Linked DNA regions of Mus musculus: regions 1 and 2 are each linked to region 3. A link is a loop called in an ENCODE intact Hi-C map of the cell type or tissue named here. Cell type or tissue: heart. All regions are shown on one strand.

Evidence for each region. Hi-C counts contacts between places; a loop is a spot of excess contacts. Peaks named below come from ENCODE experiments on the same cell type or tissue, not always from the same donor. Only the 100,000 strongest peaks of a DNase experiment are listed, where the experiment ranks them.
Region 1: it touches region 3 in a loop (2.6-fold over the local background); 11 of 42 quality-filtered maps call a loop at or near these places.
Region 2: a loop joins it to region 3, with 9 times the contacts of the local background. A loop is called at or near these places in 17 of 42 quality-filtered maps.

Annotation. Positions count from the first base shown.
Region 1 is chr16:36,721,651-36,726,650 of GRCm38, reverse strand. Ildr1 (immunoglobulin-like domain containing receptor 1) reads right to left here. Exons shown (of 8, transcript NM_001285788.1): 6 at 4,982-5,000; 7 at 3,972-4,768; 8 at 1-1,134. The coding sequence ends at 1,093. Among named protein-coding and RNA genes, the nearest start is that of Ildr1, 30 kb to the right of the region's middle. In heart, a CTCF peak has its summit at 2,572 (motif pointing left); no DNase peak of the experiment used is centred here; H3K4me3 peaks cover 900 bases; H3K27ac peaks cover 322 bases; H3K27me3 peaks cover 1,549 bases.
Region 2 is chr16:36,470,773-36,475,772 of GRCm38, reverse strand. No RefSeq gene overlaps it. Among named protein-coding and RNA genes, the nearest start is that of Stfa3, 18 kb to the right of the region's middle. In heart, a CTCF peak has its summit at 2,374 (motif pointing left); no DNase peak of the experiment used is centred here.
Region 3 is chr16:37,008,470-37,013,469 of GRCm38, reverse strand. It overlaps Polq (polymerase (DNA directed), theta), which reads right to left and starts at 1,684. Exons shown (of 30, transcript NM_029977.2): 1 at 1,411-1,684; 2 at 184-363. The coding sequence starts at 1,570. In heart, CTCF peaks have their summits at 1,741, 2,906 (motif pointing right) and 4,779 (motif pointing right); a DNase peak (open chromatin) is centred at 1,729; H3K4me3 peaks cover 2,029 bases; H3K27ac peaks cover 1,762 bases.

The DNA of each region.
Region 1 (5,000 bases), 290 kb after region 3:
CTGATCTTGTACAATATCAATATTGTTGGAACCATCTCCTTCCAGTCTACTCAGAGAAAGCCTACACATCAATCATAAATGTATCTGTGAAGGAGCTATATGGAAAATCGGAAACAGTGATATCTGTATTACACACAGGAAAGGTTCAGCTCTTTCCTCCTGGAACTCTGTATGTGGCAAAACCCACCTAGATCCTAATGCTTGGGACATTGAAACCCCGAAATGTTCAGCAGTCCTGGAGAAGGTAGTCTTTGGAACTACCCAGTGTGGCCTGATTCTTCTCTGAGCTTTACTGGAAGATAAGTAAATCAATGAATAGAAGTAGAAACTCAGGGTAGAAAAACAGATTATTTATTTGGAATGTTACATTAATTTTCTTGTTTATACTGGATGGCGCTTGAAAGTATTTAAAGTGATTTTAGCATTGCTATGTTATTATGTATAAGAAAATAAATTAAATGTAGGGGAAAGGCTCCAGAAGAAAGAAAAAAGAAGCAAGAATATGGTTGGTGAACAACTGCTTCCCTGTGGTTTTGCAGAATTGCATTGCACAGCCTGTGAAAGGCACAGAGCTATAGAATTTTTGCCCTTTCTTGCTTGCTTGCTTGGACTGGAAACTCAGGAATGCTCAGGACCACAGGTGGGGATGCTTAACGTGGAAAAACCCTCAGGAAATTCAAGAAAGGACAGGGAGTTCCCGTGGGAATTTGCCCATAATATTCCATAGGTTTCCTGTTCCTGGAACCTGTTTGCTTTCTTCTTAAAGATTCCTGAGTTGTCATTATGAGACTGCCTTGGTCCCGAGCACCATGACCTACTGGACCACTTTGGGCTACTGTGTCCCTGAGGGATCCTATCCTAGCTAGGAGCCCTTACAAGTCAGAGATCATGTAATAGACAGAGGGCATGAACAAGGGGGAAAGCTTGCTATTAATTCCACAAACACCTGTTTTGAAAACTCTTCTATTTGATTCTTAGAATCTAAACCCAAAACTGTGAGACACAGATGTATAGTGTCCCTCCCAAGGCAGCTGGAACTCTTGATAATGCTGAGGACATGTATGATCCAAGAAGCAGTATGGTGCCTGGAGACTAAATGACCACACTCCGTCCACTATGGGAGCTCTCTCTCTCCTGAGGAACAAGAACACAAAAAACAACATTCAGCTCAAATCTATAGCCCACATAGGCAATTCCCAAGGTGAGCTGGTCTAACCCACTAAGTAGTGGTTGCTTGTATTTCTTCCTTGACCTTTCGCGGGGCCATTCTTTTTCCTCTCAATGGCCTTCCTCCAACACTGTGGATTTCCCAAAGTTTCTAATCTTATTTGCTCCATTCTATCACTGTTGTTTTTGTAATAATGCCAGTCTTCAGTGGACTGAAGAAAGGACCCGCTCTCTTCCCACTTCCCAGTTCCTCTCTACTGACCGTGAAGACAGCTCGGTTCCTGGTTACACTCTGAACCATTGCTCTCCACCCCCTTCATTAGCTCCATACTTCAGTGTTCCTCTAGAGTTATCTTTCACACTTTTCCCGAACAAACTCAATGGCTTTTCTTCAAAGGATCTCTTGTTATTTGTGGGTCTGTTTGAGTTCTGTTGTTGTTGTTTTCTCATTGGATATGTTTCTCAAACCTCTCCATGCATGTTGGGGAGGGGGGGTCATTTGGCTACATTTCTGAAATTCTACAGCTGGAGTTCAGAAATGAGAACACCCTTTCCTGTAATGAACAGTCCCAAAGACATTGTGTAGGCATGTGCATCATACTGCTTCAAAAAATGTGTTTCTTATGATCAGGAAAGGACTCGTTAAGGGCCAAGGTTTCTAATTGGAATACTCTGGGGTAAATGCTCTCTGCAACAGAAGACAACAATGAGAAGAGACAAAGGGACTCTGTTCAGGGAGACCTGGCATGATCAAGGGATACTCAAAGTAGAAGACTGCAGGTCCCAATACGACATTTTTTATTAATAAAGAACTTAAGGATATACTATATATATATATATATATTACCTGGTGTTCACTACAGGTTAGCCCAGAAACAAACACCATGGCTTTCTCCTCTCTAGAATCGATTTATATGGGCCAAGTTTTGAAGATGCCAGAGTGTCTTGGAACTCATTCTATTAGGTCAAGATTGGAAAGAGAGATAGTCTAAAGGAGGTTAGAAACACAAGGATCATTCAGCCTGAAGCCACTGGAGTAGAAAGCTTGAAGTTCCTGCTTCAATTTGACTGCATGCAAGGCTTCTAATGAGTGAGCACTCACCCTAAGTCAGCTGAGCAGGTACTCCCACAGACAGCAGAAGGTCTGTATTTCTCTGGGCTCTGAGCAGAGAGAACATCTTCCCTATTTTGGATTAGCAGGCAGTTGTGTGCACAGAAGCACTAGTTTGTGTGTATTTGTTAAGCACTACCCTTGAAAGGCTCCATGTGAGCCTAAAAACATTTAGTTTGTCTCCTATTTCTCTGAGTATTTGATGAAGTATTTTAATGAATCTTTTTGTTCTTTTAATGAGAGGACCAGAGAAACCACAAGTGACACGTAGACAAAAGTCACCATCTAGTGGCCTAACTGCACAGTGTTGAAAATGTCAAGCTCCAGTGCTTTCAGAAACCTGTGCAGGAAGCACTTGGCGCCATCACCGAGCCTCTTCATAACAGTAAAGCTATAAAGGCAACAAGCTACACCCTTCAAATGAACTAATCTGCAAACTCAGCTTTGGTCCTGGGCCTATGGGCAGTATCAGACTATAAAAAGAAGGTTTAATGCAATTCAGTGATATATCTAGAAACCAGACTCAGACCCCAGTCAATGGGGGATTTTAAAATTATTTTAGACAAAATCTTTCAAAGACAACTTTATAAATGAAAATGGTAGTAGAATGACTTCTTGTGCACATCTTGATGATTTTAAAAAAAAAGTACTGATGCTCGGGAAAATTTAGGAAGCCGTAGTCACTAGAAAGTGTTATGGATCTCAACTTCTGTCTAAGGAAACTGTGGGTTACCAAAAAGGCTTGAGAACCAGAGGACTGTGTTCAAACACGGGCTTCTTTTTCTATTGCTCTGTGCTTTGCCCTTGTTCTTCAACCTTTCTGAGCCTTGTGAGGACCAAATGAATCAGGACTGGCTCAGTGTCTAGAGCGTGTCTTGTACCCTTCCCTTAGATTCTAAGGCTTAGAAGGGCTGCATACTTTAACTGGAGGGAAATAAAGAAAAGGGAAAAAAAGTAACTTAGAGGAAAGTGGGGCTCAGATGTTGAGCCAAAAACTTGAAAATCATATATTTTTTTCTGCTAAAAAGAAGAGGCATACTTAGTCACTACATGAGAAAGGGGGGGAGAGAGGGGCAGGGGTACTGTAGACATGTATCCTCCAGTGTTTCCCCTTTAGAGTGCTAAATAATGACTGGCATCTTCAAGGTTCACAGCACTCTAAAGTTTTACTCATTAAGTGGGATGCCCAGGTCTGTTTTCATTAGTCTGATGAGCCTTCCCCGGCACACCAGGAAGCCCTCATCCTCTCACACAGCACAGTTGCTGCTCACTTAAACATTCACAACTCCTCTTGCCTGTTTCTAACTGGGCCTGTGAGAAAAAAGGTTGCCAAGTCAACATCCAGTCCTGCAGCTGAGACCGGAGGACCAGCTCCCCACCACGGGGTTGGGGGTGGGGTGCTTAGTCATTCTGAGCCTTAGTTCTTTACTGTCCTTACCAGCAGAGCCCTCCTGACCTGCCTCCAAGGGCAGAGAACATGGCTAAAGTCACACACGCTGGGGCAGAGAAGATCCAGTGCAAGCTCTGGGCCTCTTCTGTACCCTGCACTGACTAGGCCCTTTCATTCTAAGAAAAAGTAGTACCTCAGCCTGCCGGGACAGTTATGCAGGACTAGGAAAACCCTGCTGGGCCTGTGTCAGCTGAGGAGCCTCTCTGATCCTGCCCGACCCTCCACAGGATGCCCCAGGCTCACCAAGCGCCTCTCCACATTCCCTTTTTTCCTGTTGTTCTTGCCTGGAGTCACATCCAGTGAGCGGTAGCTGGGCGGCTTCTCCTCAGGCCAGTTTGGAGACTGTGAGCGGCGGCGGCGGTGATGGTGACGTCGCTGGGCACCCCAGTTCCTGGGCAGCGACTCTTTCTCCTCTTCAGAGCTCCAAGAGCTGGGGCCCGAGGGTAGAGGAGGCGAGTAGCTGCGATGCCTGCGTCTCTCACGTCTCTGGGCGCCTTCCCTGGGCTCTGGTCGTCTGGGGGGCCAAGGAGCCTCACTGGATGAGGGACATTCGCTCAGGCTGTCCCAGTCTGACCAAGGCATGGATGACTCGCTGGGCCTAGAGCGGTGGTGTCTCCCACTCCAATGGGGGTCCAGCTCCCCTCTCCCCGGGGCCCAGGGTCTCATCCCCTGGTCCTGGAGCTCTCGGAGGAAATCGGAGTGATGGCGCTGCCTCGGGCGCTCACTCAGATCGCAGTGTCTGGAAGAAACAGCATTGAGCCGCTGCTGGTGTGAGGGGTTGCTGGTCCTGGAGGACGGTGGGTCTCTGATTAGTGGGGGCAGGTGGATGACTCTGCGTTCCACAACCTCTGCGGAGCCCAGGGAGGAGAGCATGCTGCAAGGGTGGCCAGATTTGGCTCTGAGATCCGCAGGCAGAGGTTGGGCTGGGTTGAGGTTCCGCAATTCTTTCTCCAAATATTCCAGGACACCATTAGCCACCGGAGGGTGAGCAGCCATCTGGGTCATTGGCATCTGTGGAAGGCTGGACTGTAAGGACAGATCTGAATGGAAACAAGGATGGAGCACACTGAACTGCTGGTCCCAAATACCCTCCTAGGAACCAGGGCATCAAAATGTCACGTTAGTAAGCAGGATTGCACTCCCTCCCACCCTCCATCGAAAGACACCCGGTTAGTGCGCATGCTTCTTGGCAGACGGCACCTCTGCCCTCACCCTCTGCCCTCCCCGTCCCATGACTTTCTGGCAAAGTTTACCTCGCTGCAGCAGCGGGTT
Region 2 (5,000 bases), 540 kb after region 3:
AGGTTAGGAGGTCAGAGGTTAGGAGGTCTATGACTCTTACAGAGGACCAGGGTTTAGTTCCCATCACAAGTGTCTGGCAGGTTACAATCACCGTAACTCAAGCTCCAGGGCAGCTGACACCCTCTTCTGGCCTTCTCAGACACCCATGTGCACACACGCACACAAATGAAAATAAAATAAATCTTAAGAAAAAAAAACTGTGGAATATGAAACATATAAAATAGACTTATATGAAAACTTAAAAAGTTAAATTTTTAAAAAGCTAAGGGAATTTGTTTCTAAAACTATTCATAGGTACTTATTAAACTCTTATTCCAAATTTTACATTTTAGTTTTAAATTCCTTCTACAGAGTTTTCTTTCTAAAATTAATTGCATCCCCAACAGAGTAAAAAATTAGTAAATAAAATTAATAGTATTGTTGGTGACATAGTTCAGTGGTAGAGAGCCTGCCTAGTACATCTAAGTTCTAACACCAGTCCTTCCCCCACCAGAAGAAGAAGAAGAAGAAGAAGAAGAAGAAGAAGAAGAAGAAGAAGAAGAAGAAGAAGAAGAAGAAGAAGAAGAGGAGGAGGAGGAAGAAGAGGAAGAATAAGAAGAACAAGAGAGAAAGAGAGAAAGAAAAAAATTAATTGCAGTAGTTCAGATTTTGGCAAATGTAAACTAGCTTTAGTGCATTTCCAGTTAGAAAACTCACAGCATAGGATGACGTCACTCTCTGAACCAAGGGAAACGGTTTCCCTCTAGATGAAGCCCAGTTTGGTAGAGGGGGGATTTTTGCTCTCAGCAACCCATAGATTTCATTTCTTGATTTTGCCAACAAAACAGATAGAAATGAAACTCTAAAAATAAAAAATGGAAACTTATGGACAAGTGATAAAGGCAATCAGGACCACTATTACCTATATGTCAACATCCCATACACCACAGGAGACAGACAGCACAAGAAGTTAGTCATCAACTCTAAAGGCCCAGAGCTAAGCCACCTCCTTCTTACTAACATATCTATAAGAAGCTATAACAGGGAATAAAGGATAAACATTCTAATTAGTCTAAGATTAAGAATTGGTTAAAAAATATAAGACACATAGACACAAGTTTCTTTCTAAGCTTTTTAAAATATCTGATTTCTATTTGTATTAAAACAACAGCCAGATGTGGTGGCACACTGGGCTGGAGAGTTGGCTCAGCTTTTAAGGACGTGCAAACACCCCAGTGCAAACACCTCATCTGGAACTCCAGTTCCAGGAACTCCGACACCCTCCTCCCATCTCTGCAGAGCTGAGTGCATATGTAGCGTGCATATATATATATGCACGTATAGGCAAAACACATATACACATAAGATAATAAAGTAAATATATCTAAAAAAAAAGTTTGAGTTTCTGTGCCTGGGTTCAAATAATAATTAATAGTTTAATGTTTAAAATGTTCAATCAGTGTTTTAAGTTAAAATACAGTTAAAATCTGCACTGTCACCCCCTGGCGATGGGCAAAAAGACACCTTTGGTTATGTTCTTCTATCAGTCAGGGGCAGAGCTGATGGCAGTCCTTTGTTCATCCTAGCTTGATGCCCGGTTTGGTGGGCAAAGCTGTCTTATGCCTAGGACTCATAAAATCCAATCTAATCCAATCCAACCCAGGCAGCCCAGCGTAGGAGGAGAAAGACAGACAGAAACCTGTGGTCCTCCATGCCACCCATGGACCCGCCCTGCCGCGCTCAGCAAAGGAGGGCCATGGACGCCACTTGCTGCCCCACAGCGGGAACCATCACACTGTGCCAGCATGTGGTGGTCAGACAAGAGAGAGAGAAGTGGAGCAGCTTGGGCTATGAAGGGAGATGGAACTGGACACTCGAGGATGGAGAGGAGTAGCCTGTTGTGATTGGCCAGCCCTGTCACCTGAGACCACAGTGAGGTCCCAGCTCGAGCTGCCTCTGAGGGTCATGTCTGAGTCCATGGCTATATAGCAGCAGGGGTCGGGGTGTCTGTGTCTGTGTCTCATATTAACAACTAGAGAACGTGGGGGCTGTTCCTGGTAGGGGCAGCTGCCAGGGAACACATGGATGTCTAGAGGCTGTGCAAAACTCCCACCCCAACCCGCACCCACCACTGGATGTGACACTCTGGGGAACTTGCCCCATCTTTCACCGGTGGCAGCACTCAGGAGAACAGATCCTGTGTGTTATTTTGGGTAGGATTTGCAAGGCTAAAGGGCAGATATGAGGGAATGGAGGAGACGAGCAAGACTGGTGTGCATGTTGTGAAATAAAGAATCAATAAAAACTTTTTAAAAAAAATCTGAACTATCATTGACACAAAAATTAATTTAAATGGGCGGTAGAAACCATAGCCAGGAGCTCTGCTGCCACCTCGTGGAGCTTATGTGAATTGCAGGAGAAGCCTGCGAAGAGTGGAGAAATTCCTTCAGTTTTCCTTTCAGAATTTTTATTTTGTACTAATACATAAAAATTTTATTTTTCTTGTTAGGATAAAAGTAAATATGTAAGGAGAGGAAGGGAGTGGTAAAGAATGGGAATAAGAAGAGACAAAGAACAAAACCTAATAAAAATACACAAAAGGCATGAACAAATAATTTGCCATTCCATGAGAGAAGAAACATCTGTTTAATGAGCAGGTTCCTGTCTAGATGGGCTGCAAGCAGACTTCTACAGTCACTGCTCTGATTTTTTTTTTATTTTGATACAGGGTCTCTCTATATAGCCCTGGCTGTCCTGGAACGTAATGTGTAGAAGAGGCTAGCCTGGAACTCAGAGATCATCCTGTCTCTGCCTTCCAAGCACTGGGGTTAAAGGTGTGTGCCACTACTGCCTGACTTCACTATACTACTTTTAACAAAAAGACTTAAAGTGGCTGGGTAGATGGCTCAGTAGGTAAAGCGGTTTCTGCGCAAGGGTGAAGAAGACCTGCTTTTAAATCGCCAAAACTTTTGTAAAGGCTGGGTATGGTATCACATATATAATCCCGATGTTTCTGCAGGGAAGTGGGAGCTCGCTGGGCAGCTGGATTCCCATGCTCAGAAAGAAAACAACAGACACCTGACTCAGAACAGTGTAAAAATCAAGAACTAAGAGTCAGGGTTTTCCTCCGCCCTCCACACCCATGCTGCCGGGACTTCTGGAGAGTCGTCAGGGCCTGAAAAGAGAAACAATAGCAAGCTTCAAGACCTTCTGATGCAGGCTGTTTTAAACCATCCCTGTGGTGTACCTGGCAAAAATGGAATAGGTAGGAAGATTGTGAGACTCCAACTTGTAACAAAGTCAGACTACAGCTTTCTAAGATACAGCCATTGAAACTAGGGAGACACACCCGCCACCCCACCCCCACCCTCCCTCCCCCGCACTGCAATTTTCCAGCTTGTGCTTTGGCTTTGTACATAATAAAGTAAGTATATGGGCTTATCTTTGGGGAGAAAAATAAATTAAAAAGTCTTTAAAATACAAAGCCTCTTCTTAGCTCAAGGGGTATTTAAAAATAAAGACCTGAACTAGATTTAGCATGTGATGCCCCAGGGCTGACAGTTCTCTAACCCCTGCTCCATCCTGCTGTCTCTGTGGCTTAATTGCTATAGTTTTCACTGTTTAAGAACATGTGGATTGGACTCCTTTTACTGCATCTGCACCTTATTTTCCATCTCATTTTTAAGTTCCTATTAGATAAGAATTAAAAAGACAGCACATAGCTGCTATTATTCTTACAGGGTTACCTTAATTCCCACCCAGGACATCTGAGAGTCTGAACATCTTATAGGTATTTAGGATTGAATTTCCAGTGGTAAAACCCTTCTTTGTACTGTTGAAGAATATATGTTTTCTAGGAACTGTGTAGAGGAGAATAACTAATTAGCAGACTTCTCAGAACAATAAGTTCCAGGTAAGATCTCTGGCAGACTTCCCCTCAGGTCTGTCTTTCTACATCAGTGGTTCTCAGCCTGTCGTTTGCAATTGCTCTGGGGGTGGAGGGGTTGAGTGGCCCTTTCACAGCGTCACCTGAGGCCATCTTCATATCAGACATGGACTGTAATGTATTTTGTAACAGTATGGATTAGCAACAAAAATAATTTTACGACTGGAGGGTCACCACAATATGAGGACTGTTTTAAAGGGTTGCGGCATTAGGAAGGTTGAGAACTACCATTCTATATGATCAATATGCAAAGTATGAAAACGATCATGATCCGTATCTTGCTCTTCACTCTTGTTTGTCAGAGACCACGAGATCCCCACCTTTCAACAGAAAGCTGAGCTGTCACACGGTACACGTGGTTAGAACAGACACAATAACAAGACGGCGGGAGCTTACACTTCCCACGAGAGTGTGTAAAATGTCTACATTATAGGCAGGTGGAAGCTAGCAGTGACTAGGGACATGGTACAGTTCCTAAGAGGACAGAGGGACTGTAAATGTCCCATCTCCACCGAGCATCTTTCACTGTTAAGGGGCCCTTGTTAGGAAAGAGGAGCCCTGTGGTTGTGAGCACTGAATGCCCCTAATGAGATAGAGCCTTGACGCTTCTGGCGACAATGCCCCTCCCCTGGGCCAGCCGACCCAGATTCTCTGGTTTAGCTAGGACCTTTGTTCCCTCCAGCCCTCAGAGATTTTTGTACATTTGGCCATTTCTTTCCCCTAAACTGAGGGAAATATTTTCAAATTCCATTGTCATTTCAAGCAGACCTCTTGAATGCGGCTTCCTCTCTATTCTAGATTTAATCTCCCTCCTTTTTAATGTGTTCTGGTGTTTTATCTGCATGTATGTCTTTGTACAAATGTTTGGTCCTGAAGTTACAGACAGTTGTGAGCTGCCATGTGGATGCTGGGAATTAAACCTGTGTCCTCTGGAAGAGCAGTCAGTGCTCCTAACCACTGAGCCAGGTCTCCAGCCCCGAGACTCCTACGTGGAATCAGAGTCTCTGTCTTTCTTACGCAGAAACAGAACATCTGTCTAACTGCTGTCTGATACATAAATCCCTCTCCTCAAACA
Region 3 (5,000 bases):
AGCAGAATTTTTCCTACATACGTTGCAAATGTCCTTGTTTCCCTCCTCTACCACACAACAGAACTTTCATGATGTCAGGATGCAAATGATGACATTCCTCCTGTTTAAAAAATGTAACCAACCCAAAAGAGAATTGTTCACACTGATAATTTTAGTGAAAGGAGTTTACATAAATTTGAATACCTGAATAAACTAGATTCTTTCCTTCCAAGACGTGACCAAGCAAAAGGCATTCTGCCTGCCATTCGAACATCTTTCTTACACCAAAACTATGGTATTTCTCCAGAACTGCTTTAGGAAGTCCCCAATTTGCCAACAGCAGCTGGTCTATCTGGTCATCAGAAACTCTTCGCTTGTTTGTTCCTTTCAGAAAAACAAAAACAATTTAATTACCTCCAACATACAAGTTTAGTAGTTAAACCTGTTTGAATTCCTACCAAACTTAAAACACATCTTCACTTCTAGAGACCTATTAAGAAACTGATCCTATACAGAAAAATGCTAGCAATTTTTTATTTACTAGATGAAAATTTGAAAACTCTTAAGAGCCACAAACAAAAGTGTGCTATAGCTGGGCGGTGGTGGCACAAGCCTTTAATCCTAGCACTTGGGAGGCAGAGGCAGATGGATTTCTGAGTTCAAGGCCAGCCTGGTCTACAAAGTTGAGTTCCAGGACAGCCAGGCTATACTGAGAAACCCTGTCTCGAAAAAACCAAAAAGTGTGCTATACACACTGAATAAAAAGTTTGTACAGATGTGGAGGTAGAAGGGTGATTAAGCATTACAAAGCTGTTAGATGAGTTTCTCTTTACGATTTAGTACTGAGGTATCTGCATAACCAAGGGCAAAGAATTATGAAATGCACTGGTGTAGGCCTATAATCCCAACATTTACGGATAAACACCCTTGGTCCGAGATCGAGACAGCACCCAGCCTGACCTAGAGCAAGCCCTTATCTCAAAAAAGCAAACAAGAACTGGGTTAAGGTTCTAAGACAACATGTGCCTTCCAGCTTTGCTCTTTGCAGTCCAAAGAGCCTGCATCCTACACCACACCCAGAAATTTGGTACTTATATATATGAAGTTGTACCACTGGACATTTATCCTAAGCAAACCCTCGACATGGTGACAGGATCTGGCCAACTTGGAAGTTGTTTCTGGGAAGGTGTAAAGACCCAAAAACCAAAGAACGCCCATATCTACTGGGGCAGTGGTGGACTAAAACACCATCAGCTGTGCATGCTGGCCAAGAGGGAAGCCATCCCCAGGGTTGAGTCCCAGGCCGGGTACTGGATAGCAGCCCTGCCTCCAGCTATCCAGCTCCGGTGCGGGAGTGCATGGCCCTGATACTCTCGCAGCCCATCTCAACCCCTGCTGCCCTCGGCCGCGTCGGCCCCGCGGGTCGAGTACCTGTCCCTGTGAGCCTCCGGCCGCGTCCCAGCCCCGGAGGTGGACTCAGCACCGGTCCACACCGGAGCTGAGGGCTAACAAAGCTATCACCATCTCCCGAGAACGTGTCGGAGCCGGACGATGAACGCCGCCGTTTCCTACTCCGGCGCGGAAGACTCATTGCAAACAAGCTCCTCTCGACTGTTCAGGACACGACACAGTCCCATAGGCCTCCCGCGCGGGAGAACCCCAACCTAGTGACAGCTACCGCCTCCATCTTCCCGCCTCCATCTTCAAATGCAGGCCTCCCAGCACGCCCCGGAACCACAGAGTTCTCCTGGCTAGAATAACCCGACTACCATAGAGTGGTGAGGGACGGAACAGCCCGCGCTGATATCTGGCTTCCGGCCTCCGCTGGCGGCTGGGGATAGAAAAGGGGATAGAGTGCTGGAGACATTAAAAGGAACGGAGCATCTGACTGCATTCGTAGATTGTTCTAAAAACATTCCTCCTGTTTTTACTTATTTCTGGTTTGAATCGGAAGCTAATGAGTTGCCCTTATGTGAATAGATTAGGAAAGTATCTCTTCTTTACTATTGTATTGTGTTTGTTTCTTTTTTGTTTCTTCAGATTGTGTAAAAAAAAAAAAAAAAGTAGGGTTTTTTGGTAGAGCGTAATTTGTGCGGTTTTCCTCTTGTCAAATACGTGAATTAAAATAACAGATGGGGGTGGAGTAGAGGACACGCCCGGGTTAAACATTCCAGGCTGTAGACTGGTTCAGTGTCAATTATTTTGGGTTATCTCGGCCCCTTAAATAGCCACTTGTTTGGTCACACAACTCTGTCATGTTCTTGTGACTATTAAGTAAGTCGTTTGGGAATGTACGAATTTGGGAATGTAGCTTCCACCAACCCAAAAGCTAAGCATGTTATATGCATCTGAGCCTTACAGCAGAAGTTTCTCTTGATTTGCTGGATCTAACCTACCTGAAGTTTCCATTAACATCAATGTATCTTTAAACGTCTTCAGTTATAGCTCTCTTTGCTCGGAAATATAAAAACTCTGTAAAACTGCTACCACAAAACAGTATATAGAACAATTTAAATTTGTCCCTGGGGCCATAGTAACTCATATTTGTTCCAGAATAAATTTTCTTATTCCCTCTGAGTTGAGAACTGCACTTCTGTGTTGGCAGTTGATAGGGAAGGGATTATTTCTGCGGTTATATCCTGAGGATTGTATGATCAGAACTGGAGATTCTGGATAGATCCCTTTGGTGTTGAAAGAGGAGGCTCTGAAAGCACATGAGGGGTCATTCTGAACAAGGAAGTTAGTTATAGATGTGCTTTGACCAACTTCTGGACGTAAATCGGTGCCTGGTACTTGCCTAGTTCCACAGTTCATCTCACCAAGCCAACAAGTGGGTGACAAGCCTATCCTGAAGAAATTATGGCCATTGGTTTGGGGGAAGGATGTGGGGAGTGAATTTAGGAAGTGGTTAAACAATATTCTAAAATCCCACCAGAGGGAGGCATTACTCCATGAAAGAAACGCTTCCTTCCTTTATGCATTTATTCACTAGGAAATTATTGGGCATCAACAGTACACTAGTCTCAGTGTCAGTGATGCAGGGTGGAACGCTTCCTGCTCTGAAAGATACTGGTACAAACATTGACTAAATTAATTATTAATTTAAATTGTGACTACTGCTCAGGGAGAAATTCCTAGGAACAGAGGACTATCAAAGGAATCCTGACTTATAGTCTCAGTGGAAACTAAAAGTCCAGCTGTAGACCTACACAGTCTGGGTCTGGGTTTAGAATGTATTGACTGTGCTATCTTGGGCATCTTGCATAACCCCTCAGTATTCCCACATCATATGAGAAGAGTAGGAGTCTATTATCTGTGGATGAGTATACAGAATGCTGAGACCAGGGCTGCCACATAAGTTCTGTTCAGAGAAAATTACATTACATATTTTAACAAGCCCTAATAATAATTCAAGACTGTAATGAAGAAAGAATAAGCCAGAGAAGTCTCTTACGATTAGCCCATCGAATACTAACTTACTTTATTATGTGAACCATGAGGAGATAAGAAAGTCCACTGGGGAAGCATTGAAAGGGATGGTCTGTGTCCTGCCACAAGCCTAAACTACGCATTCAAATCTTCAATATTTATTCCCAGTATTTTTTAAGTCTTCAAAACTAAACCCAAAGCTACTTCTCAAAAATATCACTACCATATACCTGGCCATAAACCCACACTTCGGGAGGTTGTAGGCCCCAATAAGCAATCGACTGGTGTTGAATTGCTAAATGGGCATGTTACTTTGCCATCAAAAATGTATCCTTAGACCCATAGACTAATCTTATTCTCAACTTTGGCAGAGAAACATCTTTCTGTAGCTAATGCCGAGACTCATAATTGGTCAGAGCGCTGGGAACAGATGACTGTTGAATGTTCAATCCTAAGAGGGGTATCGATATAAACCCTTCCAAGGCTCAGAGAACACTTGGGAAGAGGGGCCTAAAGAATGTAAGGAGGATGGGGGCAGTGCTGTGAGATGCTGTCTTCTGGACGTGACATAGCTGTTGCACTCCGTGAACTCACCACAGCTGTGGTCACATGATCAAAACAACAAGATCAGTCAATTTTCCGACAGGCAGCAGTGACTGAACTCAGTAAAAGAGAAGACTTAAGTTCCCCACTAGCACCCACGCAATAAGCCAGACAGCAGCAACCACCTTTAATCCCATCACTAGGGAGCTAGAGATGGGAGGATTCCTGGGGCTTGTTTAAATAGCCTCAATGAGAGAGCTTGTCTCATAAAATAAGGTGGAAACTGATAGGTGAAAAGTAACTGAATTCCTGGCTTCGATAACATGTTTTAATTGCCTTTTCATGTACTGCTTGACTATGAGGAAAGGCAGAAGATGATTCTTAAGGGATTGTGTTTAGGAGCTACAGAGGGAAAATTATCTGAAATGTAGGTGGAAGGGGAAAGAAGTTTATTCTTAAGTAGGTATATATCAAGAGAGAGGCTAGACCAACCCCATCAAGGCTTAGAGAACATCCAGAAATGAGTGCAAACTGACTTCTAATTTTAAAAGTTTACTCCCAGACTCTTGTCCAACTCCCTTTCCTGTAGAGCATTAAATTAGTTAAACTGCTCTATTCTGGCTGCTGGATTCTTGAATGAAACACACACACACACCAGTTAATTTTTATATGCCTTAGCTAGCTCAATGGCTGGGCACTTCTAATCCTCCCTGTGGCTAGCATATATTTCTTTCTGACCTTCTGATACTCCTAGCTTAACACCTTTTTCTTTTTAAATTTATTTATTATATGTAAGTACACTGTAGCTGTCTTCAGACACTCCAGAAGAGGGCATCAGATCTCATTACTGGTGGTTGTGATCCACCATGTGCTTGCTGGGATTTGAACTTAGGACCTTCGGAAGAGCAGTCAGTGCTGTTAACCACTGAGCCATCTCTCCAGCCCAGCTTAACACCTTCTAATTCTATGTTTTATCTTTGCTGTGCCCTTACCTTCTGGGCAGTTCACCCAATAGGCCCACTTTCCCCTTCCACCTACATTTTGGATGA